Regions from separate parts of the Homo sapiens genome. Here region 1 is linked to region 2. Evidence: chromatin loops called from intact Hi-C (ENCODE). Cell type or tissue: PC-9. All regions are shown on one strand. Each heading gives the region's core, and the rest is flanking DNA. Links, peaks and the distances in the headings are about the cores only.

Region 1 (2,906 bases), core at 89-2,588, 330 kb before region 2:
GTCAGGAGTTCGAGATCAGCTTGCCCAACATGGTGAGACCCCATCTCTACTAAAAATACAAAAATTAGTCAGATGTGGTGACGCATGCCTGTAGTCCCAGCTACTTGGGAGGCTGAGGCAGGAGAATCACTTGAACCAAGGAGGAGGAGGTTGAAGTGAGCTGAGATGGCGCCCCTGAACTCCAGCCTGGGCGACGGAGTGAGACTCTGTTTCAAAATCAAGCAAAAAAAAAAAAAAAAAAAAAAAAAAAAAATCCTCCCACCTTGGCCTCCCAAAGTGCTGGGATGCTGGGATTACAGGCTTGAGCCACCACACCCAACCAGATCTGGGTTCGAATCCTACTTCTCCCTGCCATGAAGGTTGAGGGCTTCCCGTCTCAGCTCATTGCTGACATTTGGGTGCCTGCTTCCCAAGTGTGGTCTGTATGATTCAGTGATGTGTGTAGCTTGTTAAAGCTCAGTACAGGTCCTGACTCAGGAGGAGCTGAACCAATGAGTCTTTATTTGCTGTTACGATTATTACTGTTGCTGCCCTGATACTGCATGGCCCCCCAGCCCCACCTCTTCTGCGCCTCAGCATCCCCATCTGGGCAGGAAACTTTTTTTTTTTTTTTTTTTTTGATACAGGGTCTCACTCTTGTTGCCCAGGCTGGAGTGCAGGTGGCATGATCTCAGCCCACTGCAGTGTCTGCCTCCTGGGTTCAAGCTATTATCCTACCTCAACCTCCTGAGTAGCTGGGATTACAGGCACCTGCCACCATGCTCAGCCAGTTATTTTTTGTACTTTTAGTAGAGACAGGGTTTCACCATGTTGGCCAGGCTGGTCTTGAACTCCTGACCTCAGGTGATCCGCCTGCCTCCGCCTCCCAAAGTGCTGGGGTTACAGGCGTGAGCCACCGCACTGGGCCTGGGCAGGAAACTTCTGAAAGGTACATCTGAACATCCCAAGGGCCACTTAGGGAAGGCTTCCTCTGAATTGTAGCGGGCAGGAGAGGGGAGAAGTGGCTGTTAGCAGTTGCATTTCCTTCAGAGGCCAAAGCTGGACCCAGTGGGTATGGGGCAGAGTTTTCTGTGATTCCAGGTCCACCGGAACCTTGGATTAGAGGCGTGTGTGTGTGAGAGAGAGAAGGAGAGGGAGATACCCTGGTGACCAGGTCCTGGGCAGGGTCTGAGGCTCAGGGTTGGGGGCCCAGTGTCTCTGCGGGCAGCCCCATGGCCTGCAGGATGTCTCCCGGATCTGAGGCTTCCGAAGCAGCCTCTGCTGGACAAAGACTGGGGCCACAGCGCCCTCTGGTGGGCAAACCCTTGGGTTCCAGGGTTAGGAGAAGTGACCACAGGTTGAGACTTTTAGGGTTTGTTCCTCAAAGCTTGAGTGATGGGCATTAAGAAGATCAGGCATTAAGGCCCCAAGAGGTCAGAGCAGGAACCTTGCCCTGTGTCTGGGTAGATCAGGGGGTCAGGACTCAAAAGGATTCACATGCAGGCCGGGTGTCCTCTCCTCCAGGAAGGCATCCCTGACTGTCAGGCTAGGCCAGGAGACAGCCGCCTCTGGGCTCCCACAGTGCCCTGTGTCTCCCCCGCTCCAGCCCCGACCCCTCTGCCTGTGCCCCCCAATCCCTGCCCGGACCCCTCTGCCTGTGTCCTCCTTGTCCCAGCCCCGACCCCTCTGCCTGTGCCCCCCAATCCCGGCCCGGACCCCTCTGCCTGTGTCCCCCTTGTCCCAGCTCCGACCCCTCCGCCTGTGCTCCCCATCCCACCTGGACCCCTCTGTCTGTGCTCCCCATCCCACCTGGGCCCCTCTGCCTGAGTCCCCCTTGTCCCAAACCCAACCCCTCTGCCTGTGCTCCCCAATCCTGGCCCAGACCCCTCTGCCTGTGTCCCCCTTGTCCCAGCCCCGACCCCTCTGCCTGTGTCCCCTAACCCCACCTGGACCCCTCTGGACATCACTGTCTGGTGATGAGTCTGTTACTCTTCTGGACTCCAAGCTTAAGGCAAAGTCTGGGGCCATCTTATTTGCTGCTGTGTCCCCAGCACATCCACAGAGGGATGGAGACCATCATCGTTCTCTAGAAATGAGTGGATGTGACATTTATTTATTTATTTATTTTGGGATGGAGTCTCACTCTGTTGCTCAGACTAGAGTGCAGTGGTGCCATCTCAGCTCACTGCAGCCTCCACTTCCTGAGTTCAAGTGATTCTCCTGCCTCAGCCTCCCTAATAGCTGGGACTACAGGCGCCCGCCACCACGCCCGGCTAATTTTTGTATTTTTAGTAGAGACAGGGTTACACCATGTTGGCCAGGCTGGTCTCAAACTCCTGACCTCAGGTGATCCACCCTCCTCGGCCTCCCAAAGTGTTGGGATTATAGGCATGAGGCACCGCGCCCGGCCAAGTGTGCCTTTTAATGTATCCCTTCTCTCTGCCTTGAAGCCTTAGGTCCAGATGCTGTGCTGGGCACTTTTCCTTAAAAAAGGCCCCAAATTTGCCCCTCACTTCAGGTTGTCCAAGTGTCCATATGGGGTAGGGCAGAGCCTGGATCCCACCTGATTCTCTTCATGCTGGGTGCATGCTTTTGGACACTGGGGAGAGGCATGGAGCATGACTAATTGATACATTTATTTTATTTTATTATTTTATTTTGAGATGGAGTTTTTTGCTCTTTTGCCCAGGCTGGAGTGAAGTGGCACAATCTCGACTCACTGCAACCTCCGCCCCCTGGGTTCAAGTGATTCTCTTGCCTCAGCCTCTTGAGTGGCTGGGATTACAGGCACGTGCCACCACACCTGGCTTATTTTTGTATTTTTAGTAGAGCTGGGGTTTCACTGTGTTGGCCAGTTGGTCCCTAACTCTTAACTTCAGGTGATCCACCCGCCTCGGGCTCCCAAAGTGCTAGGATTACAAACATGA
Region 2 (2,906 bases), core at 306-2,805:
CACGCCTGTAATCCCAGCACTTTGGGAGGTGGGCGGATCACTTGAGGTCAGGAGTTTGAGACCAGCCTGGCCAAAATGGCGAAACCACATCTCTGCTAAAAATACAAAAAATTCGCTGGGTGTGGTGGCGCACGCCTGTAATCCCAGCTACTAGGGAGGCTGAGGCTCAAGAATCACTTGAACTCAGGAGGCAGAAGTTGCAGTGAGCCAAGATCGCGCCACTGCACTCCAGCCTGGGCGACAGACAGAGACTCCATCTCAAAAAAAAAAAAAAAGCACACACACACACAAAAGAAAGACACAACCAGAGTTACTTCTGGGAAGGGGAAACAGAAGGACAGCTGGTCAGGTGTGAAAAGGTGACTTTTTTTCCCTTACCTGCTCCTTAGTACATTTTCAATATTTTACCATGTCCGTTTTTAAAAGTTGTTTAATGGCCGGGCGCAGTGGCTCATGCCTGTAATCCCACCACTTTGGGAGGCCGAGGCGGGTGGATCACGAGGTCACGAGATTGAGACCATCGAGGCTAACATGGTGAAACCCCGTCTCTATTAAAAATACAAAAAATTAGCCAGGCATGGTGGCGGGCGCCTGTAGCTACTCGGGAGGCTGAGGCAGGAAAACGGCGTGAACCTGGGAGGCGGAGCTTGTAGTGAGCGGAGATGGCGCCACTGCACTCTAGCCTGGGCGACAGAGTGAGACTCCGACTCAAAACAAAACAAAACAAAAAACAAAAAAGGTTGTTTAATTACAGGGAGGATAATAGCTAAGTCGTTAGAATAATTGTAAGAATTAAACCAAATTGGCTGGGTGTGGTGGCTGACACCTGTAGTAATCCCAACACTTTGGGAGGCTGAGGCAAGTGGATTCTTTGAGGCCAGGAGTTTGAGACCAGCCTGGGCAACATGGTGAAACCCCATCTCTACAAAAAGTACAAAAATTAGCCAGGTGTGGTAGCACTAGCCTGTAGTCCCAACTACTCAGGAGGCTAAGGCAGAAGGATCACTTGAGCCGGAGTGGTTGAGGCTGCAGTGAGCCATGATCATGCCACTGCACTCCAGCCTGGGTGAGAGTGAGGCCCTGTCTCAAAATAAATAAGAATTAAAAGATATGTAAAACTCCTGGTTACTACTTTACAACCTAATTAATCCTGGATACTGTCGTTACTTCTCAGGGATCCAGGGTAACTCTTCCATCCAACAGAAACTAGCCCACCCTGTTAATGTATGTTTGTCAGCCTGGAAAACTATTTATTCCCATTAAGAAAGTTAAATGCATTCCACCCCCAGCCCTAGCTATGCAGCCACCTGAAGGCCAGAGTAGCACTCCCAGGCCCTGGGGACAAACTTGGGCTCCTTATCAGTAATGTCATTCAAAGAACCAAGTAAGCCTAGGTTGCCCCTCTGACTTTACAGTCAACTAATTAGGCCCTTCTGATATCAGCTGGACTTTCTGCACCCCTGTGCCCAAATGTGAGACCACCTGCAAGGTTATATAATCCATGCAGGGCCCTGTCTCACAGTGTGGCGCACTCATCACCTTCCTTTTGGGTGGCCAGGTCTCCTCGTTATATGTACTCAAAGCACTTCATACTTTTCCTTCTTAAAACTGAATTTAATTTGCAATTTAATTTGAGGAAATTAAAAGTTGCAGAAAAGTTCTAAAGGATAATATAACCCATCACCTAGAATTTCCCACTGTAATCCATTTTATATCTCTTCTTTGATGACTATAAGCTCTAGGGAGCAAGAAACCTGCCTGGATCCCCTCACACTCACCTGTAACAGAGCACATTGGAGCCAACAAGTGAGCCAAAGGGAGCCCAGGGGCCTGACCGTGTCGTGGAGTGCAGCGCCCCCTAGAGTCAACTCTCTTTAACAAGGCAAAGCTCGTGGGAGGTTTGCCTTTCCTCAGGCCACCAACTAATGCTGTACCTTACAGTGGACTGGTGCTAAGAAAAGGAATATAGTTCCAGTGTCAACACCCAGTCATGGACCTGGTTTGTCTCCACAGTCAGCAGGAATAACATGCGTTGGTCCCAAATACCCTTCACGCTAAATTGGCCACAGAGCTTGAATTCTCCCATTAGATTATCTTTGTGTTAAGATATTAAACAATCAGCCGGGCATGGTGGCTCACGCCTGTAATCCCAGCACTTTGGGAGGCTGAGGCGGGCAGATGACCTGAGGTCAGAAGTTCGAGACCAGCCTGGCCAACATGGTAAAACCCCATCTCTACTAAAAAAAAATACAAAATTAGCTGGGCATGGTGGTGCATGCCTGTAATCCCAGCTACTCAGGAGGCTGAGGCAGGAGAATCACTTGAACTCCAGAGGCAGGGGTTGCAGTGAGCCAAGATAGTGCCACGGCACTCCAGCCTGGGTGACAGAGTGAGACTCTGTCTCAAAAAAAATAAAAAAGGAAAAAGAAATAAAAGATATTAAACAAGACTGTTGGGATTAAAGCATCTGGAGCTCACTACAAACTTGCTTTTAAGGACAGGTACTGGGATTAGGGAGTCAAATGTCATCCTCTGAGGCTAACCCAAGGAAACTGGTCTATGGTGTGGGAAAGAGTGGCAAATAAATAAATAAATAAATAAATAAATAAATAAACATAGAGGGCCAGGTGCAGTGTCTCATACCTGTAATCCCAGCACTTTGGGAGGCTGAGGCAGGTGGATCGCTTGAGCCCAGGAGTTCGAGACCACCTAAGCAACATAGGGAGACCCTGTATCTACAAAAAGTTTTTAAAAAATTAGCCAGGCATGGGGGTGTGTGCCTGTGGTCCCAGTTACTCGGTAGGCTGAGGCAGGAGGATTGCTTGAGCCCAGGGGTTTGAGGCTGCAGTGAACTGTGACTCTACTACTGCACTCCAGCCCGGGCAACAGAGCGAGACCCTGTCTCA

What was found. A loop is a pair of places that touch in the nucleus more often than their neighbours do. Peaks named below come from ENCODE experiments on the same cell type or tissue, not always from the same donor. Only the 100,000 strongest peaks of a DNase experiment are listed, where the experiment ranks them.
Region 1: a loop joins it to region 2, with 10 times the contacts of the local background. A loop is called at or near these places in 78 of 110 quality-filtered maps.

What each region holds. Positions count from the first base shown.
Region 1 is chr19:38,232,362-38,235,267 of GRCh38, reverse strand. No RefSeq gene overlaps it. Among named protein-coding and RNA genes, the nearest start is that of DPF1, 9.6 kb to the right of the region's middle. RefSeq lists an enhancer at 1,002-1,051. In PC-9, for the core only: CTCF peaks have their summits at 1,086 and 1,285 (motif pointing left); a DNase peak (open chromatin) is centred at 1,277.
Region 2 is chr19:37,901,731-37,904,636 of GRCh38, reverse strand. All of the region lies in intron 1 of WDR87 (WD repeat domain 87), which reads left to right. Among named protein-coding and RNA genes, the nearest start is that of WDR87, 3.4 kb to the left of the region's middle. In PC-9, for the core only: a CTCF peak has its summit at 1,845 (motif pointing left); a DNase peak (open chromatin) is centred at 1,856.